2 separate regions of the Homo sapiens genome follow, and region 2 is linked to region 1. Evidence: chromatin loops called from intact Hi-C (ENCODE). Cell type or tissue: Caco-2. All regions are shown on one strand. Links, peaks and the distances in the headings refer to the core of each region. The heading gives the core; the rest is flanking DNA. Region 1 holds the start of SHANK2 (SH3 and multiple ankyrin repeat domains 2). Region 2 overlaps SHANK2 (SH3 and multiple ankyrin repeat domains 2).

Region 1 (16,433 bases), core at 8,434-16,433:
GTGTTTCTCGTAAGGTGGGACGAGAGATTTGGAAAAGAAAAAGACACAGAGACAAAGTATAGAGAAAGAAATAAGGGGACCCGGGGAACCCAACTCACGGTTTCACAAGCATTTTGTTCACAAATGCTCAGGGGTCTTGAGCAAGGACTGGCTGTCAACAGATGACCGGGAGGGGCCGCCAGGCAGGCCAAGAGGGAGGACTCACTGGAGTGAAGGAGATTAAATGCTCCCATCCCTTTCTGTTCTACTGGTTGTAACACGCAACATGCTACATGGGCTCAAAGCCCCAGCCAATGCACCTCTCTGGAGCTCAGTTTCCCCTTCGGTGAAATGGGCATTAAAATACTCCCAGAGAGCAACTGGTGATTCCATGAGACCATATGCACAAAGCTCCTGGCTCACAGCAGGTACTGAAATGTCCTCCAACAATGTCTGCAGATAATACGTTAATAATGATAATGATGATGACTGACTAAGCTACCTACAAAGATACAGGTCACTCTATGTTATTACTGCACTGTTAATGGTAAAAAAATTTTTTTTTTTGAGACAGGGCCTCACTATGCTGCCCAGGCTGGAGTGCATTGGCACCATCTCAGCTCACAGCAGCCTCGACCTTTCCAGGCTCAGGTGATCCTTCCACATCAGCCTCCCGAGAAGCTGGGACTACAGGCACACACCACCATGCCCAGCTAATACTTGTTTTTTGTTTTGTCTTGTTTTCTAGAGACAGGGTTTTGCTGTATTGCCCAGGCTGGTCTCAAACTGCTCTTAAGCAAGCCACCTACCCACATCGGCCTCCCAGGGTGCTGGGACTACAGGCATGAGCCACCATACCTGGCCAAGAAGTCATTTTTGCCTCTACATGTGGAGTGTCCTGCAGCTGGCTGGATGGTCTGTGACCTCAGAGGCATTTCCTTTCGTTCAGAAAATCACCCAACCCACCCCAGGCCACTAAGCCCACCAGGCACAGGCTACGTCTCGCAGGGCGTCTGCCAGGTGTCTCAGGCAACCACACATCCCCGGGAGCTGGGCAAACACCAGGCAGTGGCCAGAAAGCCGTCTGAATATCCAAGGGTCTCCATGAATGTTCAATAGTAATATGATACTAATTCTAGACTGCTTCTGGTAAGAACCTCGTTCTTCGGGAGAATGAACTCCAGAAGCTATTTAACCAGGCTTGGTCTACAAAGAGCCTGCCACGGGGTACTTGGAGGCTTGTCAGGATAGGGATTCTCGGATCCAGCATAAAACCTGCTGAAAACCCGCTGCGGGACCCAGACACGGTGTATCTTCTCCCGAGGTCCATTGTTCTCCAAGAGGTTTGGACCTGGACTTTCCAGAGCCAGCAGTGCAGAACCCTGATTAATTCTCAATGAGCTCTGGGGTCCTGCCCACACTCGGGTCTCTCTGAGTGACAAGCCGTGACAAGCTGTCCTAGTCCATCTTCTCTCCCTAGCCCCTCTCCTGTTCCTCCAAACAGAGTCTTTGCTGCTAACTCAAAGGAAGCACATCAGCAGGAAGGGGGCTCCCTTCAAGGGTGAGAAGGTGGCGGTGGAGGCGGGGACACTGCAGGCCAGGGGGCCAAGCAAGAAGGGGCAGACCCCAGCCCCTAGAGAATGAAGGTTACAAATCCAGGCTGCCCCATAGCAATATAATTGGAGTCACAAATGTAATTTTAAATTTCCTAGGAGACACATCAAAAAAATAAAATGGGCTGGGCATGGGGGCTCATGCCTGTAAATACCAACACTTTGGGAGGCTGAGGTGGGAGGATCGCTTGAGCTCAGGAGTTTGAGGCCAGCCTGGGCAACACAGGGAGACCCCTCTAAAAAAACAATTAGCCAGGTGTGGTGGTGTGCACCTGTAGTCTGTGTGTCTGTGGTCCCAACTCCTTGGGAGGCTGAGGTGAGAGGATTGCTTGAGCCACGGAGGTCCATTCAGAAAATGGAAAGCTGAGTGGTCGATGAACCGGAACTGGGAGCAGCTTTCTATGAATCAGAGAAAATGCAAGTTAAAAGGAGACACCATTTCCCACGCATTAGACTGGTAAATATCAGGAAATACCAAGTCTTGCTGAGGAGGAGGGGCCCAGGGAGTTCTCACACCATGTGGGTGGGATTGTAACTTGGTACAACCCCTGGGAAAGCAATTTGAGAACACTGGTGAAAGCTAGCTCTGTGCACGGTGAAAGCCCCGGGCTAGGCAACTTCTCCTCTAAGGAGGTACCCGGGGAAGCCCCGCCAGCCCTGCATAGAAGAATGTTCCCTGCAGCACAGTCTGAAAGAACAAGATCCTGAAAACAACCCAAATGTCAACAGGAAGAGAAAGAATAAAATGCGGTTAACCATTCCATAGAATGTATAAACTGAGCTACATGATCAACTCAGGGTGGATTTTTTTAAGTGACTATTAAGGAAACATCAAGGCAAAGCTTCCAGCGAGCGGGAAGTGCCCGGAAGCCCCGCTTCCCCTGCCCCACACAGGCGACCCAAGGCCCCATGGGACAAACAAACACGTACCTTCGCCAGCAACTGCATATGAGATCAGCAAATGACCCATTGCACAATCAGCCTGCGTTTAAGATCATGAGGCAACCGGAAAGCATCTAATCAGTTAATCAGCTACATTTTGCAGGAGACACTCTCCCCCCTGCTACTGTCTCTGGTCCCTGTTTTTCTTGGGATCCAGCTCTAGGCTGGGGCTGAACCCACAAAGATGAGACACCCCCACCAGGTTCCCAGGGAGCAGCACCTTGCCTCACTGGAAGACACCAGACATGGGAAGGAGTCATGTCCCACAATTTCTCCCACACTCAGGGTCACCCCTACTTTCTCCTGAGACCCATGAAGAAAGGTGGGGCCTCCTTCTGTGAGAAAGCAGCCTAGGCTGGAGCGAGTGGGTAAAAGATCTCAGCTTTAGTATCTCAAGACCAGACGGGCCTGGGGCTGGACGCTGCTTTTGAAGGTGTTTTCTAAAAGCAAGGACTCAAGATACTTGCACAACCATGTTCGCAGTAGCATTATTCACAACAGCCAGAGGGTGAAGCCACCCAGGTCCTCAAGGATGGATGAATGTATAAACAAAATGTGGCCCATCCACACAATGGAATATTACTCAGCCACAAAAAGGAAGGAAATTCTGACACACGCTACAACATGGATGAGGCTTGAGAACATTATGCTGAGTGAATTAAGCCAGACTCAAAAAGACAAACACTGCATGATTCCACTTGGATGAGGTCCCTACAGAAGTCAAAGAGACAGAAAACAGACTGGTGGTCGCCAGGGGCTGGGAGAAGGGGGCTGGTTTGCTAGTGTTTAGTGGGGACGTAGTTTCAGTTCTGCAAGCTGAAGAGTTCTACAGATACATGGTGACGATGGCTGCAGAGCACGATGAGCATCCTTAATGCCTCAGAACTACACACCTAAAAATGGTGAAAAGGGTAACTTTTTATGTTATAGGTATTTTGCACAATTTATAAAATGTGCATTGGGAAAAAAAGTGCTCTCAATTTCCACTGAACTCTTCCTGTATCACACACCGCTTCCTTTACCTCCTTTAAGTGTTTGCTCAAGGACCGCTACCTCAATGCAGCTCACCCCGACCATCCTGCTAAAACAGCAGCCCCCCTGGCTCCCAGCCCCCACCAGCAAGCTCTCCTTTCCTCCCACACTACATCACTGCTTATTTATGATCTCCTTTAATTATTGTTTGCTCCCCTGGCGAGGATGTCGACCCTACAAGGGCAGAAATATTTGTCTGTCTGGTTCACTGTTGTATCCCAGAGTCTAGAGCAGCCTAGCAGACACCTGCAGCACATGCCACAAAAGACGGCAGAATACTCATTCTTCTCAAGGGCACGTGGAACATTCTCCAGGAGAGGCCTCATGCCCGGCTATAAAACAGCCTCATTAAACATCAGCAGGACTGAAATTATACAAATAATGTTCTCCAACCACAATAGAATGAAATTCGAAATTTATTTTACAAATGCACAAATATGTGGAAATTAAACAGACATCTAAATAGCCAATGGGTCAGAGAATAAACCACGGGGAAATTGGAAAACACTTTGAAACGAGTGAAAAAGAAGACAAAACACATCAAAACTTATGGAATACAACTAAAGCAGTACTTAAAGGAAATTCAGATCTGTAAATGTCTATGTTAAAAAGAAGAAAAATCTCAAATCAATAACCAAAACCTTCCACCTTGTGAGAGTCAGAAAAAGAACGGGAAACTGAAACTGAGCTAGCAGAAGGAAGGAAATAATAAAGGTTAGGGCTGAAGTTAATGAAATCTAAGCTAGAAAAGCAATAAAGAAAATCAATGAAACTACAAGTTGGTTATTTGAAAAGATCAACGAAATTTACAAACCTGAGCTGAAATGATCAAGAAAAGAAGGGAAGACTCAAATTACCAAACTCAGGAATGAAAGAAGGGACATTATTACCAACTTACAGAATTAAAAGGAGTCAGGCCGGGCGTGGTGGCTGATGCCTGTAATCCCAGAACTTTGGGAGGCTGAGGCGGGCGGATCACGAGGTCAGGAGATCAAGACCATCCTGGCTAGCACGGTGAAACCCCGTCTCTACTAAAAATACAAAAAAATTAGTTGGGCCTGGTGGTGGGCGCCTGTAGTGCCAGCTACTCGGGAGGCTGAGTCAAGAGAATGGTGTAAGCCCGGGAGGCGGAGCTTGCAGTGAGCTGAGATCACGCCACTGCACTCCAGCCTAGGCAACAGAGCAAGACTCTGTCTCAAAAAAATAATAACAATAATAATAATGAGACGGTGCTACAAACAACTACATAGCAACCACATTAGAGAAACTCACATGAAGTGGACACATTTCTGGTGGGACACAAACTAACAAACTTGACTCAAGAAGAAACAGAAAATCTAAAAAGACCTATGACAAGCAGAGATCCAATCAATAATTTTAAAAGTTTTCACAAAGAAAAGCCTAGGCCCAGATGGCTTTATTGGTGAATTCTACCAAACATTTAAAGAAGAATGAAGGCCAATTTTGCATAAACTTTTCAGAAAAAAATGGAAGACAATGCTTCCCAAGTCATCTTATGAGGCCAGTATTACTCTGATACCAAAACCAGACTTCAAAAGAAAACTATAGGCTTCCTTGGGCAGCCAGACACCTACAAAGTCCTCTCCACTCTCCTGTCTACACTTGCAAGCCTGCCTCACTCTATAAATTGGCCAGGCTGCTCTCTCAGAGTCTCCTAAACTGCCTTAGGCTCTGCCAGCCTCCTTGACCCCACAGCCTGGAAGGTGCCTCTGCATGCTCCCACCATCCTAGACCCCACAATCAGAGGGCCTGCCCCTGGGGTCGGAACCAGCTGGTGGCTGTCTGAAGCCCCTGACTAAACTCCACAGACATATCCTGAACGACAAGAAAAGGTACATGCATCATTCAAAGCACCCTTTGGACCACATGGCACAGCCAGCTTTCAAACGGGACCCATGCACTGACAAGGCGGATCACACGCTCCTCCCAGAGGCTCTCAGCGTGCAGCCCCGGGAACCAGCCTATTCGAGAGATCTATGAAGTCAAACCATTCTCATCATAACACTGAGATGGGAGCTGCTTTTTCAAGCTCATCCTCTCCCAAGTGCACAACGGAAGCTACAAAACTTGTGATATTGCAACAAGCTGACTGCAGGAGCAGATACGGGAACCCAGCTGTCTTCCATTAAACCTCACAGCAAAAAGACCACAAAAATGTTAAACAATGCCACTCTTCTCACCAAGTGTTTTTTTGTTGTTGTTGAGATGGACTGTCACTCTGTTGCCCAGGCTAGAGTGCAGTGGGGCAATCTTGGCTCACTGCAACCTCCGCCTGCCGGGTTCAAGTGATCTCTTGTGCCTTAGCCTTCTGAGTAGCTGGGACTACAAGTGTGCCCCACTGTGCCTGGCTAATTTTTGTATTTTTAGTGGAGATGGGGTTTCACCATTTTGGCCAGGCTGGTCTCGAACTCCTGACCTCAAGTGATCCACCCGTCTCGGCCTCCCAAAGTGCTGGGGTTACAGGTGTGAGCCACTGCACTATTTTTTTTCCTCACTCTGTCACCCAGGCTAGAGTACAGTGGCGTGATCACGGCTCACTGCAACATCGACCTCTCAGGCTCAGGTAATCCTCCCACCTCAGCTTCCTGAGTAGCTGGGACCACAGGTGCGTGCCACTACACCTGGCTAATTTTTTATTTTTTGTAGAGATGGGGTCTCATTATATTGCCTAGGCTGGTCTCAAATTCCTGGCCTCAAGCAATCCTCCTGCCTCAGCCTCCCAAAGTGCTGGGATTACAGGCCTGAGCCACCTCGACCGGCCTCACCAAGTGTTTTTCTTATTTTGAAAATAGTTGTTATCCATAAAAACACATTATTTATACCAACATGTCATGAGTTTATTACTATTTTTAAATGCATTAATAATTAGATATTTGTAAATTCTAATAGCGTAAATAACAATAGATTCGTGCTCATACATAAAAAGCTTCTGGGTCCTTCAAAATGCTAAGAGAGCAAAAAAGATTCCTTAAGCTAGAAGTCTGACAACCACTGTGCTACCTCATCTGCTTTACCTGAAAGTGAACAGAAAAATAAACTGGTGTGCCACCCAGGAGGCAATCTGGAGGCCGGGGAAGCGACCGGTGCCTTCTTCTGCACGGTGGAGTGGGCAGCCGCCAGGTGTGGATCCCAGCTGGGCCACACGACCTTCGGCAAGTTCAGCCACTGGAGCTGAATGACCCTCGAGGGAGGGAAAGTCCAGAACCAAGACGAGGGGCAGTAGCGACGCCATCGGGTCAGTATCTTCCCCTGCCAAAGTCCCCTGGTCCATGCTTGGGGCCACTGTAGGACCTTGAAATGCAGACAGGAGCAAGGCGTGGTCCCTTTCCTGGGGGACCTGTCCACCTCGTGAGGAGGGGTCAGACAGGAGCCCGGCTGGCCCAGGGGCAAATGCCTCTAGTTTGCAGGCCCCTGTACGGGAAGAGGGGAGTGGAGCAGATTCTTCAAATCCCAGGGACATTTGTGCGGGGTGGCAGGAAAAACATGGACAGGAACGGCTGAGCCCTATGCTCTCAGGGGTACAAATGAGGCCACAGAAGCATCCCCCTCCACTCCCCAGGAAGCCTGCATTCTCCCCAGGGAAGGAATCCAGGGCAGGATTTTCAGGAAAGACAGGCTTGGAAGCTCATTTCCCACCTCCCAGGAGCCCGGAAGTCTGTGTCAGCTCCAGGTCTGGAAACCCAGGATGCCCTGCACCCCATTCCTTGGGCCCTAAGCCTCCCAGGACCCACCCCAGTGGACCAGGGAGCAGACTGCCAGCTGTCCAGACTCTTGGCCATTCCCCACCCCCACCGAGGACTCTAGGTGCTGACTCTGGATTCTCCTTGAGAAGAGGAGGGGACTGATGAGCCGGAGTGAGGAAGACGTGGGGCAGGACACCCCCAAGTCTGCAGGGAGGCAGCAAAGCCTGGCAGTATGCAGAGCACACACCTGGCATCACATGTCACTGCCTTCACGTAAGTATCATCACTGTCCCCAGGTAAGAATCACCTGCAGGACCTTGAGTACAGGTGTAATCTTGTGAACTAAGATCTCCCTTGCAGGGGGCTTCAAACTGAGGTGCAAGGACCCTTTCCACGTAGACCCAGCTCAGTCTAAAGGGTAGCCAAGTCTTTCCTGAAATTGCTCAGTGGAGAAAGGCCTTGGATCCCCTGCCCACCTCCCCTCCCTAACATCCCTGAGGCTCTTTTACATAAGAAAGGCATAGCTATCCCCCGGAAGCTGGTGAGGGGGTGGTGCAGCTCCAGGTGAAGGGCCCTCCTGATACCAAAACAAAAGGGCTAATGCAACTAGGGCTTCAATTAAAACACCAAAAACACCCACTGCCTTCTCACTCAGAGAGGCAGCTCCAGTAACAGCTCCCCTTTTCCATTTCTAAAAATCTGTAATATATTTATAGTTTTTGACCAACTGCGCCCCAGCAATGACTGTACAGCTTTTTCAATTCAGAAGTAATTTTTTTAAATACTTAGCAACTCCAGGTCATGGGAAATTTTATGAAAGTCAATTTATGTATATTTTTCGTGCAGAGAAGTATGCTAGGTTGATTAATAAAAGACCCATGAGCATAAAAGTCTATTACATTAGGATAAAATTCTTTGGGGAAGTGGCTGTATAAATTCAAGAAAAGAACGATGAAAATGTCCTAAAGCTCACTTACGTATCCGTCAAGAAAAAGTGGCTGTGAGTCACGATGGGTTTATATCACAGTGGGTAAAGAGTCAGGCAACAGTTCCTTTTAAAATATCGATATTTACCTCACAGAGGTACCGTAGCCTTTACAAATATTTAAACCTATAAAGAAAAATTTTAGACGTTGACTTTAAAATGTGTGAGAAGCTTGGTAAATGATGAATGGCACAATCTGAAAGGAGTTTACTGGCAATTGTTTCAGCTTTGCTGGATATTTGAATTTTTCATAAAAAATTGTTGCAGAAAATGTATGAGAGAACAAGCTGTTTTTTTTAAAAAAAACAACACTTTCAGGGACAGACAAAAAAAAAAAAATGGAAGAGGCAGGCCCCAGCCCAGCAGGGCCATGGCAGAGCTGCAGTGCTTATGACCTCTAATGCACGCCTCCTGGGGGGTCTCTGGTGAGGCCTTTCTAAGTCCAGCAACTCAGGGCTGCTCCAGCTGATCTTCCTCTCCCTCTGGGGGAGCTCCCGTGCTGCCTTTCTGCTGCAGCAGAATTTCTGGGACGGGGAGCCAGGAGCCCTTCTGCATTCCACCATTTGGAATCTGCAGCCTCAGATTGGGAGTTTGTGGCCTAATTCCATTCACACGCCCCTCACTGAGCTAACCCCAGAGTCGCTACCATACCCAGCAAGGACAATTTTAAAACACTGTCCCCAGTCGTGCTCTGGTGCAGTGCCGGGTTTGGCAATGACATCTGGCAGCCAATCGGGGAGCCCAGCATGTCCCTGCTGCTGCCAGCAAACTCCTGGCAGCCCCACAGGCTTTTAAGAACTTAATCTCCCAGGGAGCGAGCTGCGTTTCAGCCAGTCCCTCCCTGAAGGCCCATCCCCGGCATATGTGCATCCAGAGAGACCCAGGCTATGGTCCCTAAACCCAGGGCAGGCTCTGGGTAGTGGGCATGGGCCCATTGTCCCCCGCCCTGCAAAGAACAGAAACCCTAGAATGCAGGGAAGGCTTGCATCAGAGGCGACTGTACCCCAAAGCCCAGCATCAGTACTGGCGCCATGGCCAAGGAGACAGCCGTCCATCAGCGGCATCAAACCAGTCCTTGAATCTGCCTTCAACAATGGAAAACGTGGGGCACATCAAGAAGTATGATGAGAAACTGGTTTTCACCTGCTGACCGCAGCGCGATTTCACAGCACGGGAACCAGAAGACTAATTTTCTAACCGCTGCCTGGCGGCTTTCTCCAGCTGGGCAGCGTGCATTTAACCACCGGGCGGTGTGGGGTCAAGGGCTCCCCTACCCACTAGCTGTGTGGGCTAAGGCAAGCGGCTTCACTCCTCTGAGCTTCAAGCTTCTGATCTGTGAAATGGGAATCGTAATGAATCGGAGCTGGCTCATTGGACTTCTGAGATTTACTGAGGGAATAAATAGCAAGAGTGTGGCACTAATGCCAATCAAAAGGAAAATGCTCGGTGAGAGTCTCACTACCTGCGCTGCAGCTCCTGACGTTATTATTGTGACTAGCGGGTGGCTCTGTCCCCACCCTGGGAACAAGGACTGGGTCATTCTGCCAAAGGCCCATGTTCAGTCCCAGGAGGATGCAATCAAACAACCCAGACCTCTTCCAAGGGTTTGTATCCCCCCACCCCACCCCACGCTGGGTTGGGGACCCTTTCTATGCCCTGCAGCACTCGATGCTCACCTCCATCACAAGCCCTGTCACAACACGGACTAACTGGACTGTCCAGTCACGCCTCTTCCTCCCCATTATCCTAGAAGCTCCCGGAGGCAGCCCTTGTGGCCAGTCCAGGCTTGGATGTGGCAGCAGGCCCTCAGATGATTATTCACGCGGAAAGAAACAAATACACCCTAGATATCCTCTGACCATGAGAGAATGACAGGCCTCTCATTTTGGGTGGGAGGTTAGGTGCAGTGGCCAAGTCACAAAGGTCACTTAGCCCTGGGGGGCTGCAGGCTCCAAGCCCTGCACTCAATATGCTTACAGCCTCTCAACAAGTGATTCATTCTCCCGGTGCCCAGGTGAATGGCAAGGGGTGGGGGACTCCAGAGATGGAAAAGACCCGCCTTTGTCTGGAGCGATCCTCCCTTCTCCCCTCTCCTTCCCTTTCTTCCACAAATTCCCCAGTCTATAGAAACGGACAGGGTCAAGAACTTTGCTGGAGGTCATGTGGAGGCAAGAAGATTCTCAAGGGTCCCTCCCTGGGGCTCACAGTCCCAGTTACAGGAGAAGTGGAGGCTCCTGAAGAGGCTGTGCGCGTCCATTTCCACTGGTTTTTCTCAGCCACACCCTCCCTGCTGCCCCAAGGAGGGGCCCTCAGACTCCAGGTACAACAGCCCCAGGTGAAAGCTCCGGCTTGAGTTTACAAAGCAGGAGGCTGGAATTGCAGGCAGGTAAGACCTCAGGTGTCCAGGCCCAGAACTCTTTCAGAGTAGGAGGCACAACCTCAGGCCCTGCAGCAACTCCCAAGCTGAGCCCCACTTTAGAAAAGTCCTCATCGGGACTGACGGGGATCCCAGAACTCTCTCGTCTGCAACTCTGTTACGTATTTGGAAGTAAGGCAAGTATGCTAAAGCACTGCCTTCCTATAAAGAGCCATTTTTAGGAGTGTGTTTCTGTATACTGGTTAATTCCCGGCCCGTTTTTCTCTCCCATCCTTTTCCTCGTCACTAATGAAATATAAAATGCAATGCGGTCTCAGAATCCCTTTACCTTCCTCTGGGCAGCACTCACATCTGATATCACCTGGCTCCCCAAGCCCAGGCCTAGACCAAGACCCCTAGAAGCCAGCATGGCCCTGCATACAACCCTAAGCACCTGAATGAAGAAATGAATGAATGAAAATCTTGAAACTCACCCAAATAGGAATACGGTTTTCTATAGCAGACTGTACTTGGAGACAGTACACAGAAAGATCCCCCCAACAGACCGCCCCCCTCCCCGGGGGTGGGGGGGAATCTAATTTGTTAAAAGCAGCCAAGTGCTGTCAACCGAGCCCTCTGGGATCATCTTTATAGGTGAAATCACCTACTTGTAAAGAGTTACCTTTGATACTTGAATTCCAACCTCCTTCCAAAGGGACCCAAAGAAGCACCAAGCTTTCCACCCAATTCTTCCTTCCAGGAAAACAAGGAATTCCTGGGTGTAATAATGGAATCAGAGGCCTTATATAGACAGTGCTTCCCAGGAGCTGAATCATTCAGGCACTACTGGGACACCCAGATTCCTATCAGGACAAGAGTCTCCCTCAAGCCCCCTCAGAGGACAGTGACATCCGGCATAGAAACCCACAGCTCCCACCTACCAATCCCCCTCTTAGAGCAGACACGACGGCTTTCCCTCAGAATTAACACTGAACCCAGATGGGGGCCGAGCTCGCTCTCCTCACTCCACCCCCACAGGCTCAACCCTATTAGGACCCTCAACCTTGTTTCCAACCCACAAGTAGTTGGAAAACTCCAAAAGCAATCGGCCCGGGGCTGTTCTGGACCTGCTGAACCCTCTGGGGCACCAGGCTCGGTTCCTAGTGCACAGAAGGGCGTCACTAACTATGTGATGCGGACCGCAGGGCACCGGGGTTAAGGCTGAATCTGCCAGGTCCTTTTCCAGGGGCGCAGAACTTCCCTTGTGGCTGGGTCGGCAAAACCGAGGCCCACATCCCAGATAGAGATCAAATCGCCCTCCCCCACCGGGGGACTTCCGAAATTACCTCTCTGGATCTGGAAGCTTAATTAGCTGATTGGCCTCATTAACGTTCGAACTTGAGTTTCAAACGAAAAAGAGGTCACTCAACTATCCAATTTACAACCTCGAATTTCCACCCGAAAACCACTTTATTTTCGGATGGCCTCTGAGGACGCCCAGGCCCCTGCCAGCAGCTGCCAGCCCCCGAGAGCCTTACGTACTTTCGCCTGACCCCCCCACCACCCACCCCTCACCTGCCTGGCTCGAGCGCCTTCTCAGTTCCAGGCGCCCCGAGCCCCTTTAAAAGATCGGCTGCGAAAACCCACGGTCACCTGCACCACCCTTTCTCCCTCTGGGTGCTCCAGCCCCACGGAAAGGCAAGCCTCGCCCACGCGCCCACCCACCTCGAGCAGGGTGTCCGCACGCAGACCCGCCTGGAGGGCGCCGCGCTGCACCCCCACGCCAAGCCCCAGAACCCTGGCGGCGAGGTCCACCCCAGCCCCCGCATCCCCCCGAACCCGGGCGGCGAGGCCCGCTGCGGTGGTCGCACCTGCTGGCTCAGTCCGGCGGCTCCAGCCCAAGTGACGAGTGCGCTGTCGGCGTCTCTGGGAGCGGTCCCCGCGCCTGGCGCCCGGGGCCGGGGCCACCCGGTGGAGGCGCCTGGGCCGCGGGCTGGGCGGGCGGAGCTGCCCGGCCGCCGGGGAGGAGGGATGCCCGGGCGAAAGTTGCCAGGGAAACTTGATCAACTCGAGCGCGCCGGTGCCAGCTTCCTGCATAATTCACGGACGGTGGCGGCCGGGCTGCGCCCGCCGGGTCTCCCTATCCCAGCTGGTGAGCACGGCGGGCCGGGGTCGGGCACCCGGCTGTGGCTCAGCGCGACCCCCGGGACCTGGGCGCCCGACCCGCCACCCCCGGGCCCGCACCAGGCGCGCCGGCCCCGGCCTCTCCGCGACAGCTGCTGCTGCCGCCGCGCGCGCCTGGATGGGAGCTCTGCGTGCAGGGCCAGGGTGACCGCAGCGGGGTCTCGGGGGACCTGGCGGCCACGGTTCGGGTCTCCGCCCCCGCGCGCCACCTGGCGGCCCCGCGCCGGCTCCTCCGCTGGGCTCGCTGGCCCGGGTCCTAGGGCTGGCGGGCGGTGACCCGGGGCAAGGAGACCCCGGGAGAGCGGGGGAGGTCGCGCCACACGCGCTGTTCCAGAGGAAGGGGCAGGACGCGCCAGAGACTACGTGGTCCATGCGCGCAGGAGATAAAGCGGGGGCTCCTTCCTGCGCTCTGCCCCCACGCCGCTTCCAAAGCTTTCGACACCGGCCCCTGCCCGGGAAGAAAGGCATGCAGGGGGAAGGGCTCTCTACGGAAAATCGACCCCCACCTGGACACGCGGCTCACTCCCCCCAGCGCCCACCTCTCCAGCCTCTCTGGGTCCAGGACTGCGCTTACCCGGTAGTTGGTGCTCCCGGAATCGAGATGCCCCCAAAATGCCGTCAGTGAGCAGGATCGGGTGCCCAAGGGCCACCTCCCGTCCTCCCCGGCCCGCGCCCTGCGTCCCCGGCCGCCGCCTCACCTGGCTCGGCGAGTCGGGGGCGGGTCCGAGCCCCCCGGGAGCGCCAGCGTCCGCGCACACCTGGATCGGCCGCGGGAACCCGAGCGGCGCCGCGCCCAGCCCCGCCGGAGCTCAGGAGCCGCCGCCGCGGCTCAGGTGCAGGGGGTGGGGAAGGACCCGGCCCCGCCCGGCGCGGGAGCTGGCTCCGGCGAGGGTGGGGGAGGGGCCCTCTCGCCGCCGAAAGGACGCGTGCGGCCCAGGACCCGCGGGCGACCCGACCTGGACCCCCACCCCCGCCCACGCCGCGGACCTCAGTCCCCCGCCCCGACCCCGCTCCCGCCCGCGGCTGCGGCTCGGGCGTGCGCGTGGGGTCTGTTGTGGCAACCCCGGGAGACCGCGGGGCGCCCTGGCCGCCTCTGCCCCGCCCCGGGCTGCGTGGCTCACGGACCTCCCCCTCCCTGGCCAAAGCCGGCGGACGAGAAAGTCCCTGATTTTTGTAAAGTCCGGTTCGGTCTGCACGGTTATCCCGAACGCAGCTGGCTCCCGCCACAGAGTATTTATAATAATAGGATTTGGAAATAGAGGCTGCCTGCACATCAAAACGTTTGCAGAGCAAACGAAAACTTTGTACCCGGGTGATACGCCGGCGTCTGCTGCCCAGGCCACCAGTTCTGGGGCGCCTTCCGCCCAGGGGTGCACAACGGTATCTCCGCCAGCTGCCCTCCAAGCCAAGAAAAGCCAGGGGGTGGGGTGGGGGGAGCAAAAGCCAACGGCTCGGGTGAATCCCAGAGGCCAAAGGCACCCTCCGGAGACTCCAGGAATCCTGTTATTATCCAGGACTCCGGATTGCTAGGTTTGCGGAAGCCCAAAGGGGCGGGTCCTGAGCTTGGAGCTGTGGCCGCCGTGTGAGCCATCGGCTGATAGATTTTCTCAAGGCCTTAATCATTCACTGGGAGTCTCCCCCAGTACGAGCTGCGTGTTTCTGAGTAAGCTCTTGAGGTCTCTGTGTTCTGAGTTTTCCAGTATTCTGGAAGGTGTGGGTGGGGATCAGAGTCCAAGCTGTGGAGTAGAACTGTCTCCAGAACCCTGGAGCCCGGCATTATGCAAACCCCTAACTGTGCCCCCTACATAGAGTGAGTGTGTGTGTGTGTGTGTGTGTAAGTCAGTCTATCTTACAGGACATGCCTGAGAGGTTTGCATGGGCTGGTGACTTCAACATACCAAAGGCAAAGTTAAATATTTGCTCTAGATACTTTTTTTTTTCAGCTTGCATAATTGTCCCACATTTCAAAGAAGTCTTTAAAAGCACTTAGGTTAAAAAAAAAAAAGTTGTGTTTGGGGCCTGAATATTTCAGGACACACATGGAATAAATATTGTAACTCCTTGAGGGCAGCTGCCTTATGTAAATGTCTTTCTCGTCGCTGCTTCCTTAAGCATACACTTGATAAAATATTTGTTGAATGAATAAAGGAGTCAATCAATCAAAAAATAATAATCCCCAAAACAGGAAGAAGGACGCCCTGACAGGATCCTGCAGGCATCCTTTGTTTGGCATGGAAGCTGGGGTGCCTGGGAGAGGTGTGAGCAGGACAATCGGATGTTCTTTGGGTTGGCCGGTGGCAGATGCAAGACCTGGGTTGCAGGGAGTGGGGGTGGGGGCTCTACCTTTCCATAACAGTCCATCAGTACCCTCCCCACCAAAGAAGGCAAGTCATCTGAATAAAGTGGTGTATTTACCCTGCAAACCCAGCTCAAAGACCTATCCTCAGGATATTTCCCTCCTCTCACCAGATTCCCACCCCTGGAACACCCCTTCCTAGGTTTCTAGAACCACTGCTGCAGATAGACCAGGCAGCTGGTCACAGTTCAATTGTGAACATTTTTCGGCTATCTCCATGCAAGGTTTAAGACCGATGCCATTATGCTATCTCCAAGAAATACTTCCCTAGGGACGCAGGCCTCTGCCAGCCTTCCACCCAAGTGGACACCCCTTGGGCCATCCCCCTCCAGTCTTTCTGATCTGTTAGCCAACAAGAGCGCTGTGTGAGAGCCCCGACATTCGGCATTTTAAGGACAGCATCCTGCTTACGCCCCAGTTTCTTTGTGTCTGTTTAGAGATATCCAGTTCAGCCTTGTGCTCCGATGAAGCAACATCCTTCAAGTCTGTAAAAATCTCTTATGATCCCAAAACAAAGAAAATCAAGGTTACAGGTGATGGATACACTAATTTCCCTAATTTGATCATTACACATTGCATACGTGTATCAACATCTCACACTGGACCCATAAATACGTACAATTATGTGTCAACTAAAAGTATTGACAGCCAAAAAAAAAGGCTCTTATGAAAAGGTTCAGGGTCAGATAATGCTGCCACAGTGCCTTTATTCACATCTTAACGCTCTGAGCGGGCATCTCAGGTTGAGGGGAACACCTACCCCCCGCCGCTCATTTGAAGTAGGACCTCTTTTGGCATTCTAATTTCTGGGGGGCCCATAGCCACACACACCACCAAGTGCCTTGTTTTAGGTTCAGTTTAGGAAAAGAAGACATGACCCTCCTGGCTTCCTGGTTTCAGAACCCTCCGGTTTTGTTTCTGGAAGCTGCCTTCCAGGATTCACCAGGTTTTGCAGAAAGGAGTAAGCTTTTCCATCTGGTCATCTTGTCTTTTTTTCTTGTCCAACCTGAACCATGAAACCATCAGCCACATCTGTGGAGTACACGCTGTGTGGTCCTGAGCACGCTAGGACTTTCTGGGAAGAGTAACTGTTTTATAGAGAACTGGAAACTGGGACACCATACCATCAGGGATGTGAGATATAGCCACCTTTTTGGTCCTGGGGAAAACATTATAAATATTTTGTGGCTTAGATTAACCCAGATGCTCACTGCCTTCAGCAGCAGTCCCTTTCTCCCAGAGAAGCTCCTGGGTTTGGGGCTTAATGTATTAATAGTTGGAG
Region 2 (16,433 bases), core at 3,437-11,436, 160 kb before region 1:
GGGAAGGAGGGAAAGAAGGAAAGAAAGAACGAACTCGCTTGACACAAAGATACTGAAAGCTACCAAAGTGTTAAAAGAAGGAATTCATCCTCCCACAAGAGAAGCAACACTAACCTCCTTTTCTTATTTTGAAAAGGGTGTCTGGTCTCTGGCTGTTGAGACAGCTGAGAGGGTGATAGGAGGGTGGAGAGTAATGGGATGAAAGGCAAAACACTGCCCTTGACACCTGCACCCCGTACCCACTCTCCTGAGGTGCTTTTTGGAAAATGCATGTGTGGGAGGCTCCACCCATGTCTGCTGCCTCTGAATCTCCTGCTGAGGCCTGGGCAGGGGCACCTGGAGATGGCTCCCCTCGAGACTGTTTGCCCCAGCGATGCCTAGCGTCCCACCCGCCCTGTGCAACCACAAGACTTGGTGTGAATTAGAAAAAAGGGTGCTCCTTCCTTCAAGCCATTTAACGCCACCTGCTGGACACTGGTGATACATCTACAGGACCTAAAACTATGGCAAGAGGAACGGCGCCACCTGGGGTTGTGCAATGCCCAGCACAGCAACCAGAGCAGCGGGGAGGTCACTGCACTGCAGGGGAGCAGCACAGGTCGGCTGAGACGAACCCCCTATCACTTCTGCTTGGCTCTGTGCCCCAAACAAAATTGTTCCCAACCACACTTAGGCATTTCTCCCAAAACATATGCCTTGTGACATGAGGTAGAGACACCACAGCCCACACAACAAAGAGTCACATCATTTCGGCTCTCACTGGGTCAGGAAGTGGGCTGCCCGTCAGTAGAGAAACAACGTCTCGTCCAAACACAAGCAAATCCCCCTCGCATGGCCTGAGCCACCAGCTGCTCCGTGGCCCCGCATACCACGGTTTTCAAAGGCTGGCTGTGGTCTTCCTGCTGGCCCAGTAGTCAAGGAGGCCAATGCACCTGAATGAATGCAGGAACACGGGCAGCGGACGGGCTGTGATGCAAACCAGAAAGTGGCTAGTTCAGTTTTGTTGGTGTTGCGGGCTGAATTGCATCCCTGCAGCATTCATGCGTTGGAGTCCCCACCCCCAGTACCTCCGCATGGGGCTGTATGTGAAGAGGGTCTTTCGAGAGGTGATTAAGTTAAAATGAGGCCATTAGGGGGCCCCTAATCCCATCTGGCCTGGCTGGTATCCTTATAAGAAGAGGAGCTGGGGACACAGACACACAGAGGGACGACCCTGTGAAGATGCAGAGAAAAGGCGGTGTCTGCAAGCCAAGGAGAGAGGACTCAGGAGGAACCAGCCCTGCGACGCCTTCGTTTGGGACTCCAGCCTCCAGAACTGTGAGATAATGAATGTCTATTGTTTGAGGAACTTTGCAGTGGCAGCCCTATGCAGCAAACACAATCACTTTGGGTCTACTAATGTGTGCTGTTCAGCCTGAAATGATCACAGACAAAAGACATCATGCTATAATTCCAAAAGGAGAGATGACTGGCATTCCCACATAAAGCTGCGGCCCTTGCCCACCTTCCCCATGGAGCCCATCACTCTCATAACATGATTTTTGGAAAGATGAGGTCTCTTAAAGATGTCACCTATGTCAGGAGGGCAGGATAGAGGACCTGCCAAAGTGCAGAGGGTGGGGTGCTGGTCTCGGGGTCTTCACCCATCCCCTCTCCTGTTCCCCGCATGTCCCTGAAGAGTCAGGGCTGACTGGGAAGGCAGGTACTCAAGGGTCCTCATTCCCTCTGGAGGCTCAGAGAGAGAGGATGCCTCTCTTCCTTCTCCAAACAGAACCTTGCCAGGCCAGAGGGGCTCAGAATATGGAACTGACCTCCCAGGTCAATTCAGAGCTGATCCCCTGAAAGCACAGCTCACTGTTGCGGCTCCAGACACGGGGGCCACAGAGGCTCGGCCGCTCGTGCCCAGGGGCAGACCCTGAGCCCCAGGTCCAGAGTGACACGGGGAAGGGCTCCCGTGCTCTGGTCCTGCCACCTGGCAGGGACCCCACACTCTCACACCCTGGAGGTGCTCATCTGGAAAGGTGCAGTACCTGCCAGCACCCACGTCCCACAGTGAGGCTCGGTCCCAGTTCCAAGGCTGCCAAGCACATGCCAGCACAAAGGGCCAGAACCCTGTTCACAATGTCCCCCCGGAGCCAATGCATGCCAGCTGCCCAGATCTGAGGGTCACCTGCCAGCACCACAGCCTGGTTCCAACACTGCTCCCACGTCCCCTGGCCAGAATGAGCCACTCCTGGCTGGCACTGTGGAGCTCCTGGGCTCTCCACCTGGCTGCTGTTCACGCTGGCCCTTCCTGTGCTACCTGGCATTGTGCTTACCGTGACCAAGCCCAGGCTTGGACACCGCGGTCACTGCGGTGCCTGAACAGTGGTCATCTCAGTGCCTAGGCAATGGTCATCTTGGGGCCTGGACACAGCAATCACCTCGATACCTAGATGGACAGTGATCGCCTCAGCACCTGGACACGGTGGGTACCACAGTACACTAGAAAAACCTCAATCTGAAGGAAGACCACAACCCATGTGGCTCCATCCCATTCTAAATGCTAACTTTCCAGTCAAGCATTGACTCCCATCTCTACCAGGCAGCTCACGCTGGGCTGTACACAGTCCCACCCTGGCAGGAAGGTAACCAGAAAGCTTGGACCCAGAACGACATAACGTGGGGCTCCAGCAAAGAACCTCCCACAGGCCTGGGAGGATCAGGGGCCTGTCCCCTCGCCGTGGGGCCCAGAGAGGCTCAAGAGCTGAGGGCATCCGGCCAGGGATGGGCAGGGGGCAGCCTGGAGCAGGAGGAGAGGAGAAGTCACTGTGGCCCGAAACTATTTCTTTAAGGCGGACACTCTTCATTTAAATGCGATAAATAACAAATAGCAGCCAGTAACAACATTCAGACTGATGTCACACCCATTGCACAATGGGAGCAAAATCAAACGAGGGGCTGGGAGCAGGTGTGGTAGGCACTCTCTGAATACAACGGATTGTTTCTTAACGCCCGCCCCCCCCCCAACCCTTCTGAAACAGGTTCTCACTCTGGTTGCCCAGGCTGGAGTACAGTGGCATAATCTTGGCTCACTGCAGCCTCCACCTCCAGGCTCAGGGGGTCCTCCCACCTCAGCCTCCAAAGTAGCTGGGATTACAGGAATGTGCCACCATGCCCTAATTTTTGTATTTTTGGTAGAGACAAGTTTTGCCATGTTGGCTGGGCTGGTTTTGAACTTCTAGGCTCAAGTGATCTGCCTGCCTCAGCCTCCCAAACTGCTGGGACTATAGTGTGAGCCCCTGTGCCCAGCCTAATGTATTATTTACTTCTAATGATGACGTCAGACGTGGCCACATGATGATGACAATGATGACAATGAGGATGATGATGGGGGGACAGATGATGACAATAATGATAGGGACATTTATTAAGCACCTGGTCTATGCCGGGCACTGCAGAAAATGCCTCACGTAAATTCTGTCATAGCTGTCTCCAGAGCTCTACAAACTGTTACTCAGCCAACCTGAGAGATTAGCACACAAGCTCAGAGAGGGTGGGGCACTTGCTCAGGTGAGCCAGCGAGCGATGAGGTGGGTTTGCAACCCCAGGCTGCATAACACCCAGGCCAGAATATGGCCAACAGACAGCATGAGGAGAGTCCCTCATCCCGAAGATACTGAGTCAAACTCAGAGAGGGAGGGAGAGAGCCAGGCTTTGCCCCAAGGAAGGTACCGGGGTTCAGCACATGGAAACGCAGGGTCTGGATCCCTCACCAAGCGGCATCCTCTCCAGGACCACACCCCCTGTGGCCAGGGCCAGCGTGCTGTGAAGTTGCACGGTGGATGTAAAAGTCTTTAGCAATTAAAAATACAGAATGAATACCCCCAAATCTGACCCCTGATGTCCTTGGGTTGTGGGAATGCATTGGGGTGTTTCTTAACTTGCTTCTTTATACTTCTTTGTATTTTCCAAGATTTCCATGATGCATGGGTAATTTTTTGGTAATCAAAAACAAAACAAAACAGGGTAATTTGAATAACAACTTTTTTTTGGGGGGGGGAGACAGAGTCTTGCTCTGTCTCCCAGGCTGGAGTGCAGTGGCGCAGTCTCAGCTCGCTGCAAGCTCTGCCTCCTGGGTTCATGCCATTCTCCTGCCTCAGCCTCCCGAGTAGCTGGGTCTACAGGCACCAGCCATCACTTGCTGCTAATTTTTTTTGTATTTTTAGTAGAGATGGGGTTTCACCGTGTTAGCCAGGATGGTCTCGATCTCCTGACCTCGTGATCTGCCCGCCTTGGTCTCCCAAAGTGCTGCGATTACAGGCATAAGCCACCGCACCCGGCCCGAATAACAACTTTTAAGATAATTTGCAGACAGCCTGAGCTCAAATGGGGCTCTTCTAACATCAGCCTGTGGGGATGGGGCATATCCCCACTGTGTGAAGTGGAGGGTGGATCTGAAATGTGTCCTTAGGCCATGTGCACCTGGCCTGAGACAATGATGGGAAAGCAGCGGCCTGGGGAACCCTGGAGTACACCTGCAGCATCTGTGAGCAGGCCTGGCTGTGGCCGCGCAGGCTCTCCCACACGATGAACGCCCAGAACCCTGGGACAGGGCTGTCCATTCTCCAGGTGCTAGAACAGAGACACAGACTTTAAATGCAAAGCCCATCAGCCTGAGAGCTCGGAGGTGCTTCTCCCGAGAGGGCAGAGCCAGGCACAGCCCAGTGAGGTCCAGGAAAACCCACCTGCCCCTGTAATTTCTTCTGCCACAAATGTGCTGTGAGTGGTTTGGATGTGAGAACCCTACAGGCAGCATAGAGAACCAGGCTTCTGGTAAGAGACAGGCCAGGAGTGAATCCAGCTCAGCCAACTGCTTGCTCCGTGGCCTTGGGCAAGTTACCTGCCCTCTCTGGGCCTGTGAACTCATATGGGAAACAGCAATGAGAAGTAACCAGCTCTGAGGATATAGAATCATAGTGCAATTAAAGCAGCTCAGGACAATGAATGCCCCCAAATTGCTACGGGTCCTATACACATTTGACCATTTTTACAAAGACAAGCCTCTGTCATGTGCCTGGGTTTGCTACGGGTCCTATACACATTTGACCATTTTTACAAAGACAAGCCTCTGTCATGTGCCTGGAAGGGTTTGTTCATTAAAGGAAATCTGAAATTAAATGTTCCTCTTCCAGGAGCACTCCTGTTTTAATGATATCAGTGACAGCTCTCAAAATCAGTAGACTTTAGGCTAGGCATGGTGGCTCACTCCTGTAATCCCAGCACTTTGGGAGGTTGAGGAGGGCAGATCACTTGAGGTCAGGAGTTCGAGACAAGCCTAGCCAACATGTTGAAACCCTGTCTCTACTAAAAATACAAAATTAGCTGGGCGTGGTGGCACACGCCTCTAATCCCAGGTACTTGGGAGGCTGAGGCAAGAGAATTGCTTGAACTCAGGAGGCGGAGGTTGCAATCAGCCAAGATTGCCCCACTTCACCCCAGCCTGGGCAACAGAGCAAGACTCCATCTTAAATATATATATATATATAATATATATGTTATATAATATATAATATATATGTTATATTATATATGCTATATATTATATTATATAAAATATATAACATATTATATTATATAAAATATATATTATATAATATATTATATAATATATATATTAAATATATATTATATTATATATTATAATATATATAATATATTATGTTATATATTATATTATATATGTTATATATATAATATAATATATAACATATTATATGTTATATATATTATATTATATAAAATATAATATATTATATAATATATTATGTTATATAATATATATTATATTTATATTATATAATATATGATACAACATAATATATTATGTTATATTATATAATAATATTATACAACAATAATATATATTGTTATTTTAATATATTATATATTTATATAACCTTAATATATATATTAATTATATATTAATATAACATAATAAATTGTTATATATTAATATGTTATATATATTATGTTATATATTATATATATTATGTTATATATTATATTATGTTATATATTATTATATATAACATATTATATGTTATATATATTATATAATATGTTATATAATATATTATATAATATATTATGTTATATAATATATTAAATTATATAATATATTATGTTATATAATATATTAAATTATATAATATATTATGTTATATAATATATTAAATTATATAATATATTATGTTATATAATATATTAAATTATATAATATATTATGTTATATAATATATTAAATTATATAATATATTATGTTATATATGTTATATATTATATATGTTATATTATATATGTTATATAAGATGTTATATAAGATATAGTATATGTTATATTATATATGTTATATAAGATATAGTATATGTTATATTATATATGATATACATTTATAATATATGATATATGATATATTATTTATAATATATAATACATATTATATATTTATAATTTATATATTATATTATATATAATTATGTAATATATAATTTGTTATATAATTATGTAATACATAATTTATTATATATAATATATAATATAAATATATATAAATATATTATATATAATAATATATATATCATTAGACTTGGAGTTAAGCAGATGATTCTCCATAATATTGAGTGGGCCCCATCCAATCAGTTGAAGGCCTTAAGACTGAGGTCCCCTGAGAAGGATGAGATCCTGCTAGAGATGGACTTGAGACCCGCACTGTGGCATTTACCGGGCCACTTGGCAGGGTAAATGTGAGCACTTATGAGGATGATCTGGGAGGCAGGCGGCACTGTCCGCTGCTCCTGCAGGCCCGTGCAGGGCACCCGCACCCATCCCTTATCTGCTCCGTCCCTTATCATCTGATAGGCACAAGGGCCCTGCAGATGAATGAGAGGAGGCTCGCGAAGGCAAAGTTGCTTCACATTATCACTGAGAATCTTTAGCAGGGGAGAAAATGGCTTTCCGGGCCTTTCATGAACAGGCAGCAGACCACCAGAGGGCAGTGAACGCACCTGGCTGGCTTTCCAAACCCTGCTCCACATTTTCTAAGCTGAGGTGGGAGCAGGTGCACTGCCCCAGAGCTCAAGCCTCCAAGGTACCAGTGCAGCTGCACAGGCTCAGGCCCCGGGACCAAGGTGGCCGGGTGGCTCTGGGACAGCCAGGCTCTGAATGCAAAGCGCAGGGCCTCAGGGACAGAACCTGGCCCTTTGCAGGCCAGGAGTCACAGCTGAGAGCTGCAGTGAGTGACTGATGGTCAGGGCTCCTGCCAGCCTCCACCGTTACCTCCATCCCAGGGCCAGCTGGAGAGATGGGCCCGGAGACATTTGCCTGGTTGGGAGAGAGGGCAGGAAAAAGGAAAAAGGAGGGGTGTGGGAGGGGAAAGGACGGAGCTCCAGGAATCCCCAAAGTTGAGACACAGGGGCTATTCTGGCAAAAGGGCTGGCGGCTGGATTCAGGACTCTGTGAACTACTCCACGTTTAAGGAGGTTTTAGCCTGCATCACACCTTCAGAGCTCAACAGGAAAACAGCAATGCAACCAGAGCACTGTGATGTCTAAAGGGAAGACATGTCTGGAAAACACAAATTCAAGCAGGCATTCTCACAGAGAACAAGCGAGCTTCGGGTCCCATACGCATTTAGCTGGTTTTGTTGTTGTTGTTGTTGTTGTTGTAGTTTTGCTCTTATTGTCCAGGCTGAAGTGCAGTGGCGCAATATCGGCTCACTATAACCTCTGCCTGCTGGGTTCAAGCGATTTGCACGCCTCAGCCGCTCAAGTAGCTGGAATTACAGGCGTGGTACCTCCACACTTGGCTAATTTTTGTATTTTTAGTAAGACAGGGTTTCACCATGTTGGCCAGGCTGGTCTCGAACTGCTGGCCTCAGGTGATCCACCTGCCTCAGCCTCCCAAAGTGCTGGGATTACAGGCGTGAGCCACCGCACCTGGCTGCATTTGACTATTTTTACAAAGAGACGCCTCTGTCCTGTGCCTGGAGGACTCATTCACTAAAGGAAACCTGAATTTAAACCTTCCTCTTCCTTGGGCGCTCCTGTCTTCATGAAGTCAGTGACTGCTCTCAAAACCAGTAGACTAAATTGATGATTCTCCATAATGTGGGTGGGCCCCATCCAATCAGTTGGAGGCCTCAAGAGAAAAAAGACTGAGGTCCCCTGAGGAGGAAGAGATTCTGCCAGAGACAAACAGGATCCCCGCAGCGGCATCAACTCTTCCTGGGTCTCCAGCCTGCCCTGCAGATTTTGGACTTGCAGCTCCACCACTGCATGAGCCAATTCTTCAAAATACTATTTTAAAAAATTCTGTATCTGTACACACACACACATGCATGCATGTGCACACCCTATTGGTTCTGTTTTTCTGGAGAACTCATCACACCTGAACACACAAACAACATTGAGTGGTTTCTATGGTGTCATCCAGCGACATCAAATGACAGTTCTGTTCACGTGAATCACCGACTTTGAGTTGACTGAGAACAAGACTCATTATCCATTTGGCCAGGCGGGAGGGACGTCCCCAACGTCCATGTCTCTTAGAGACTCACAACTCAGCCTTGTCCCCTGGGGGCCGGCAGCTGTTCGGTGGAGACCCTGTGAGACTCGAGAAAGATGTGGGTGTTCAGGGTTCCATGACTCCCGCCCCTCGCCCAGCCATGTTTGCTGGTAGAAATGTCTCGTGGGTGACTGCACCACCCCACCAGGGGCCTCCCCTCATCCTGAACTTGACCTTGTGGGTGACTGCACCACCCCACCAGGGGCCGCCCCTCATCCTGAACTTGACCTTGTGGGTGACTGCACCACCCCACCAGGGGCTGCCCCTCGTCCTGAACTTGACCTTGTGGGTGACTGCACCACCCCACCAGAGGCCTCCCCTCGTCCTGAACTTGACCTTGTGGGTGACTGCACCACCCCACCAGAGGCCTCCCCTCGTCCTGAACTTGACCTTGTGGGTGACTGCACCACCCCACCAGGGGCCTCCCCTCATCCTGAACTTGACCTTGTGGGTGACTGCACCACCCCACCAGGGGCCGCCCCTCGTCCTGAACTTGACCTTGACCTCAAATCAGCCTAGTGAGTTTTAAAAACCAAGCTCATTAGCGCTTTGGCAGTCCCAAGAACTGCCCTTTTCCAAGCAGGTCACCTTGGAAGCTTGGGACAGCTCCCAACACAGCTGAGATTCTCCTTCGGGAGCTGCCTCTTCCACATCCTCAACAGGAGCCGAAGCTCACGCCATGCAGACGGGCTTGGCCTCAAAAACACCAGCACAGAGCTGACAGCCAAGCGCAGCAAGGAGAGGAGACGGGCAGAGGAACGGGGCCATGTCTCAGGGCGTGAGCGTCTGCATGGCCACTGCATGAGCACCAGTGCCCAGAAATACAGAACACTGTCAGGCCTGCTCAGAAGCATGTCCACGCACATGTGGACCTGTATGTACATGCGTGCGTGCGAGTGTGTGTGTGTGTGTAATTTATGTTCGTCTTTCTATCTCATGTCTGGTTTCCCCCCACGGGAACACCAGGGGCTTGCATCAGGCATTTCTGTTCACTGCTGCAGGCTGTGTATTCAGGACACCGAGACACATGGCTGGGGCTCACACCCAGTAGACGACGTTTGTGGCTGATGAGCACCCATTAGCAGTGGGTAGGGTCTGTGGTGCACCCGGAATGGCTGGAAGTGGGTCAGGCGTGAAGAGGCGAGCGTGGTCAGGCCAGGAGACCTCTTGGGGACCCCCTGAAACAGCTCAGACACAAATGAGGAGGGGGCCAGGGAATGAGCGTGGCCAGGGCCAGATGCTGTGGAGAGGCTCAGAAGGGCCAGGCCTGACACTGACACACAGCCGAGGGATGGCAGGGCCATCTGGGGCTGGAACCGTTGGTTGACAAAGGGGGAAGAGGTCAAGGGGAGGAAGGAGGAGGGAACAAGGACAGAAACACTGGCGAGTTTCCACCAGGGACAAAGCGAGGGCAGGGCAGGAGACTGAGGAGGGGAAGCAGCTCCCCCAACCCAAAAACCTCCGAGTGCTGTGCAAGAATTCACCTGCTGCTTCCACATTCAGGATATATCAGTCAGGGTTCTACAGAGACACAGAACGTGTGTGTGTGTGTGTGTGTGTGTGTATCCTGCTGCTTCTACATTCAGGGTGTATCAGCCAGGGTTCTCCAGAGAAACACAACCTGTGTGTGTGTGTGTGTGTGTGTGTGTATGTGTCCTGCTGCTTCTACATTCAGGGTGTATCAGCCAGGGTTCTCCAGAGAAACACAACCTCTGTGTGTGTGTGTGTGTGTGTGTGTGTGTCCTGCTGCTTCTACATTCAGGGTGTATCAGCCAGGGCTCTCCAGAGAAACACAACCTCTGTGTGTGTGTGTGTGTGTGTGTGTGTGTGTGTGTCCCCTGCTGCTTCTACATTCAGGGTGTATCAGCCAGGGTTCTCCAGAGAAACACTACGTGTGTGTGTGTGTGTGTGTGTGTGTGTGTGTGTGTGTGTCCTGCTGCTTCTACATTCAGGGTGTATCAGCCAGGGCTCTCCAGAGAAACACAACCTCTGTGTGTGTGTGTGTGTGTGTGTGTGTCCTGCTGCTTCTACATTCAGGGTGTATCAGCCAGGGTTCTCCAGAGAAACACAACCTCTGTGTGTGTGTGTGTGTGTGTGTGTGTGTGTGTGTCTGTGTACATAGATACATTTATATGTTATATATGTATATGCACGCAGAGAATTTTTAAAAGTTTAGAGCTTAGACACATAAAATTAAAGATAGAAATATTTTAAAGAGTTGGCTCATGCAATCACGGAGGCTGTAAGTCTGAAATCTGCAGGGCAGGCTGGAGACCCAGGGCAGTGTTCAGCGGGAATCTGGAGTCTTTTTCTGGCAGAATTCCTTCTTTCTTGGGATCTCAGTCTTTTTCCTCTTAAGGCCTTCAACTCATTGGATGGGGCCCACCCACATCATGGAGGGTCATCGGCTTAACTCAAAGTCCACTGATTTAAATGTTAATCCCATCTTAAAAAACACCTTCTCAGCAACAACTAGAATATTGTTTGATCAAATATCTAGGAGCTAGAGCCTAGCCAAGTTGACACATAAAATTAATGATCACAGGGGAAAATTATTTTCCTTTTTCATAAAGAAAAGCACAATAATGACAAGAAATCTCATGGCGGGTGCATGGAAGAGGACTTCCAAAGACCAGTCATTACTGCTTCCCTGCCTGCGGGCTCCAGCTTGGGTGTGGGCCGGGGGCTGCCATGAACAGCCCCACAGACCCCTACTCATCCCTCGGGAGGAACAGGGGCTTCTCCAGGCTGCAGGGCCGACGATGAACCAGAACTGACCTAGCACAAGAAAGCCCAGGGAGGGCGGGGCCTGCTGGCACCCCCACTGCCCAGTCTGACCACAGTGGGCAGAGTGCATAACCTCCCTTACAGGTGTGTAAGGTGGTAATGGCAGAGGAGAACACAAGGTAGCCAGAGAAACCATGGCAGTCACTGTGTAGAGAACCAAGCAAGAAACCAGTCAGGGCCCTCTGTCCTTGACCTCCCCTTGCTGTTCCAGAGCCTCCTCTTGACCTCCTAGGTAGACAGGTGCTATCAGCTCTCCCAGACCCACCTCACCCCTCTGCCTGGAGACCCTGGCCTGCAGCCTGCACCACAGCACTCCCTCACTGTCCTCCAACTCTGGCAGGGCTCAGCCAAGAGAAGAGAGGCAGATATTCCTTCCCTGAGTCCTCCCTGACATGGGCCTGCGGGCCCCCTCCTCAGCCCTGGCTCTCCTGCTCCCGGGAGCATCATCTCCTCTCCCTGCCCATCAGCTCACAGGTGCTGATGGCTCCCCAAGACTGCTCTTCTATGGGGTCCTCAGCCTTTAACCCCGTCCACACCTCTACCTGATCAGGTAAAGACTTTTCACTGGAGACAGCCGGTGAAATCTGTTTCTTGCCAAGACCAGGCTGACCTACCTCCTAACCCAACTGTTGCAAGGTTGGGCCTGAAAAACACGCCCCTCGTGCGTGCAAATCAGGACTTCCTGGGGCTCACCTGTGCTCAGAAAACACCGGTGCTTTCTGGTATCCTGCCCTGTCAGGACGGTGGGAACTTGGAGAGGGCAGGGCTCCTGGGAAGGGGGCGTCCACCCCATAACTGCAGGGCACTCCTGCTGTGCAGAAACTCAGCAGCCTTGCCTCATCTTCCAGTTTCTCCAGAGAAGTCAGAAATGTCTATTTCTATGCAAATGTGTCTGTTTTCAAATACTGACGTTCACATTTTAAAATCATTTTTAATTCACATATTTTCAGGAACTCTGGGCAGGCCAAACAAAATACCTGAAGGCAGGATCTAACCTTTGGGCCACCCTGCTTATCTGCGGGATCGGAGGAGAAGGGGAAGTCAGTTCGTGGGTACAACAGAGTGGAGAAGCGGGCCCACGTACCTGGTGGATCTCGTGCCAGCCGTTCTCATCTTTGCAGCACACAGTGGCGTGTTCGTGCAGGAGAAGCTCGCAGCAGTAGGGATCACCTCCGACGATGGCTGTGTGATACAGCGGGGTGAGGCCGTAACTGTCTTTATAATCTGGGGATGCACCAAGCTCTAAAAGGGTCTAGGAAAAAAAAATTGAAAGCCGTCGTTATTGGTCTCATGACCCCTTTTGCAGAGTGAGGTGATCCAGAAAGCAGCACCAGGACCACCCTCCCCCAGGTCAAGGCAACCCACACCCTGAGTACCCAGTGCTTCTCCTGGGCTCCCCAGAATTAAGAAGGGTATAACCTGGCCGGGTGTGGTGGCTGACGCCTATGATCCCAGCATTTTGGGAGGCTGAGGCAGGTGGATCACCCGGGGTCAGGAGTTCAAGACCAGCCTGGCCAACATGGCAAAACCCTGTCTCTATGAAAAATACAAAAAAAATAGCCAGCGTGGTGGCAGGTGTCTGTAATCCCAGCTACTTGGGAGGCTGAGACAGGAGAATTGCTTGAACCTGGGAGGTGGAGGTTGCAGTGATCCAAGATTGCACCATTGCACTCCAGCCTGGGCAACAAGAGCAAAGCTCAGTCTCAAAAATAAAGGGGGGGGGGGGCAGGTATAACTTTAGACAACTACATTTCTAGTTCTGAAATAGCAAACAGTGCCCAGAAATGCAGGGCAGGCTGACATTTGGGAGACGAGGAGACCTGCAGCACTCAGACCCTTCCTCGGCCTGGTCAACATTTTGTGCCAGTGGTGTGGCATGGGCAGCAATACAGTGACTGCAACATTTGCGGAAGAGAGAAAAGGTGCATGGTTTAACCTACATGCCCAGTGGAAAACCACCTCATTCCGCACGCTGAGGGTGGCGAACCTAGCAAGCATCGCGTCTTCAAGAATGCTCCTGATTTCCGAGGAAGCCAACGGGTACGGTGTGGCTCTGCGTCCCCACTCAAATCTCAATTCAAATTGTAACCCCCAGTGCTGGAGGTGGGGCCTGATGGGAGGTGATGGGTCATGGGGGCGGATTCTCAGGAATGGCTTAACACCACCCACTCAGTGCTGCTTTCGTGATAGTGAGTGAGTGCTCATGAGATCTACTGTTTAAAAGTGTGGCATCTCCTCCCTCTCTGTCTTCCTCCCACTCCGGTCACAGGAACTGCCTGCTCCCGCTTCACCTTCCACCATGATTGGAAACTTCCTGAGGCCTCCCTGGAAGCAGAAACTGCTCTGCTTCCTGTACAGCCTGCAGAATCATGAGCCAATGAAACCTCTTCTTATAAATTACTCCGATCTCACATTTCTTTATTGCAACGCAGGAACAGACTCACACACCAACAGAAGGGGTGCAGCTGAAATGAAGTGAAAGTCCTGAGACTTTAGGGACAGCGAGGCCCCCGTCTTGGGGGTCAACCTGCAGCGGCACGTCCCATCCCTGCTGGTGTGGGCTCTGGTGGAGGATGCCTGGGCGTGCACCACCCTGTCCAGAGGCGCCGTGGCTGCAGTGTGAGGCAGGGGCACGGAGCAGTAAGACAGCAGCAGGGGAAGGTGAGGCGCGGAACCCACAACAGGGCAGGCTCCCACGGACCCGCCACAGGGTGCTGGGGGGATCTACCATGTGGCTCTGTGTCCCCTCCCAAATCTCAATTCGAATTGTAACCCCCAGTGCTGGGGGTGGGGCCTGGAGGGAGGTGATGGGTCATGGGGGCGGATTCTCAGGAATGGCTTAACACCACCCACTCAGCGCTGCTCTCATGATCATGAGTGAGTCTTCCTGTGGATGGGGTTGGGGTTCACCACTGGCCTTACGGGTTGAAAAGACAAGTCCCTTGACTGAATAGAAGGTGAAAGATGACTTCTTGGGAACCATTAATTCTGAAAGCATCGACAACCAGGAGAGAGAACAGGAAAATCTGAAACCTGGCTTCACTTCCAAGCTCCAGCCGGAACACTGTGCACGGACTCCTAGGGTGGGCCGGAACACTGTGCACGGACCCCCTAGGATGGGCACTGCGGGGATGGGATGGGGCAGCCGCACGGAATCAGAGCACGGGGTGGCACCCAAGTAAGATGGGCCCGAGTTTACCTTCAGGGCAACTTGGTTCCTCGCTCGGGCAGCTTTGTGTAGGGCGGTCATCCCATCTTTGGCACGGAAGTCCAGGTGAGCTCCACCATTTTTGAGAGCTTTGATGACCTCCACAGAGTCGTCCAGCTGAGCGGCTAAGGTCAGGGGGGTCTCTGAGGAACCCAAACACACACACTTTAGAACCAACATTTGTCACACTGCTCACAAAGCCATATTCAGATGCCCAAAACTAAGCTGAAAGAACTGACTCCCCTCCTCCACCTCCAGGGTGTTTACAGCTCCCACCACCTGGGAACCCCAAGAGTCCAGGCGGGCAGCGTGGCTCAGGCACCCCCGTGCGATGCAGTGACACGCAGGGCCACGCGTACAACACAGCGGTGGCAGAGGCAGGGATTCAACAGGACTGCTGTGTGGGCCACAGTCCAAGAGGCTCCCTTGCTGCCCTTCCCTCTGAGTACACAGAATCCTGTGGTACCATCTGGGTGCTTCCCGTACAGAAGGAGTGACGGACTAAAGCCCTCATTAGAGATGGGAAAGGCAGACACCCACCTTTCCTCATTCAATGTCACATTTATGGGCATCTTGGGAGATGCCAGCCATGGGCTGCAGGGACACAAACACAAATGAGACATGAAGTCCGTGCCCCCTGGAGCTCCCAATCTGGGTAAGTGGAAACCTTCCTTCATTAACGCGGCGCAGGATGACCCAGGAGGCAGGGCAGAGGCCCAGCAGACAGAAGGATGCCGTCTGCCTTTGTAGGGACAAGGGTCCCGTGCAGATGACCCTGGACCAGTCTGCAGATGAGCGTGGCTAAGGACGTCAGTGTCTATTACAACAAATCTTTCCGTCCACTCTTCATCTTTCTAATATGCCCACCATGGCCACTGCTAAACAAGAGGAACTACTTTGAGGTCCTCTTTTGAGAGTTCCTCATTTGAGAGGCTCTTAACGTTCCAGAAAAGTGCACAGAGTACCAGGACAACACACAAGTTCCCATGACCCAGAAACACCAACAATGAATATTCACTCGGTCTCGAAGCACATTCCAGTGAAAGAAAACTCGGATGCCTTTCACAAGGCGTGTGTCTTGCTGACCCCTCACCCCATCCCATCCCCCTCCATCCCAGAAAGGGCACCTGCCTTGTGAGTGTGCACTGACTATTCCCATCTATTTTTAATTGTGATGTTTACTTATCCATACATGGGTACCCTCCTGAGGACTTTTAACATTCACCCTAGGAACCACTCTGCAGCTTGGCACTTCATGGTGATATGCACATGCTTAACCCCTCCATGTCAGGAGTGTGCTGTGTGTAGACATGCCAGCATCTTCATTCATCCTGTCTCCATGTGAAAAGCAGGCTTCCTGTCTTCCCCAACTAGGATGCTGTGTGTAGACATGCCAACATCTTCATTCATCCTGTCTCCATGTGAAAAGCATGCTTCCTGTCTTCCCCAACTAGAATGCCGTGTGTAGACATGCCAGCATCTTCATTCATCCTGTCTCCATGTGAAAAGCAGGCTTCCTGTCTTCCCCAACTAGGATGCCGTGCGTAGACATGCCAGCATCTTCATTCATCCTGTCTCCATGTGAAAAGCAGGCTTCCTGTCTTCCCCAACTAGGAACGATGTTCTCATGAATGAATGCCATTGCACATGACTCTGTTGCATACCCTCCTGATGCAGAAGTTTTAAAGAAAAATAGAAATTTTCTGGGACTAAGGGACTTCAGTGGCAGTGGGGGATGTTTCTTGCATAGAAAACAGCTACAAGGCAAGGAAGGCTCAGCAAGGGGTGTGGGGATTGAGACCAGTTGGAACATGGCCAGAGTTCCACATGTGCA

What was found. A loop is a pair of places that touch in the nucleus more often than their neighbours do. Peaks named below come from ENCODE experiments on the same cell type or tissue, not always from the same donor. Only the 100,000 strongest peaks of a DNase experiment are listed, where the experiment ranks them.
Region 2: it touches region 1 in a loop (5-fold over the local background); 2 of 110 quality-filtered maps call a loop at or near these places.

Annotation. Positions count from the first base shown.
Region 1 is chr11:71,238,932-71,255,364 of GRCh38, forward strand. SHANK2 (SH3 and multiple ankyrin repeat domains 2) reads right to left here and starts at 13,646. Exons shown (of 26, transcript NM_012309.5): 1 at 13,494-13,646. RefSeq lists enhancers at 5,135-5,879, 5,880-6,623, 6,624-7,367, 7,368-8,111. In Caco-2, for the core only: a CTCF peak has its summit at 13,058; DNase peaks (open chromatin) are centred at 13,630, 13,960, 14,360, 14,620 and 6 weaker places; H3K4me3 peaks cover 3,466 bases.
Region 2 is chr11:71,079,947-71,096,379 of GRCh38, forward strand. SHANK2 (SH3 and multiple ankyrin repeat domains 2) reads right to left here. Exons shown (of 26, transcript NM_012309.5): 7 at 14,591-14,742; 8 at 12,476-12,643. Among named protein-coding and RNA genes, the nearest start is that of SHANK2, 160 kb to the right of the region's middle. In Caco-2, for the core only: a CTCF peak has its summit at 7,033 (motif pointing right); a DNase peak (open chromatin) is centred at 7,035.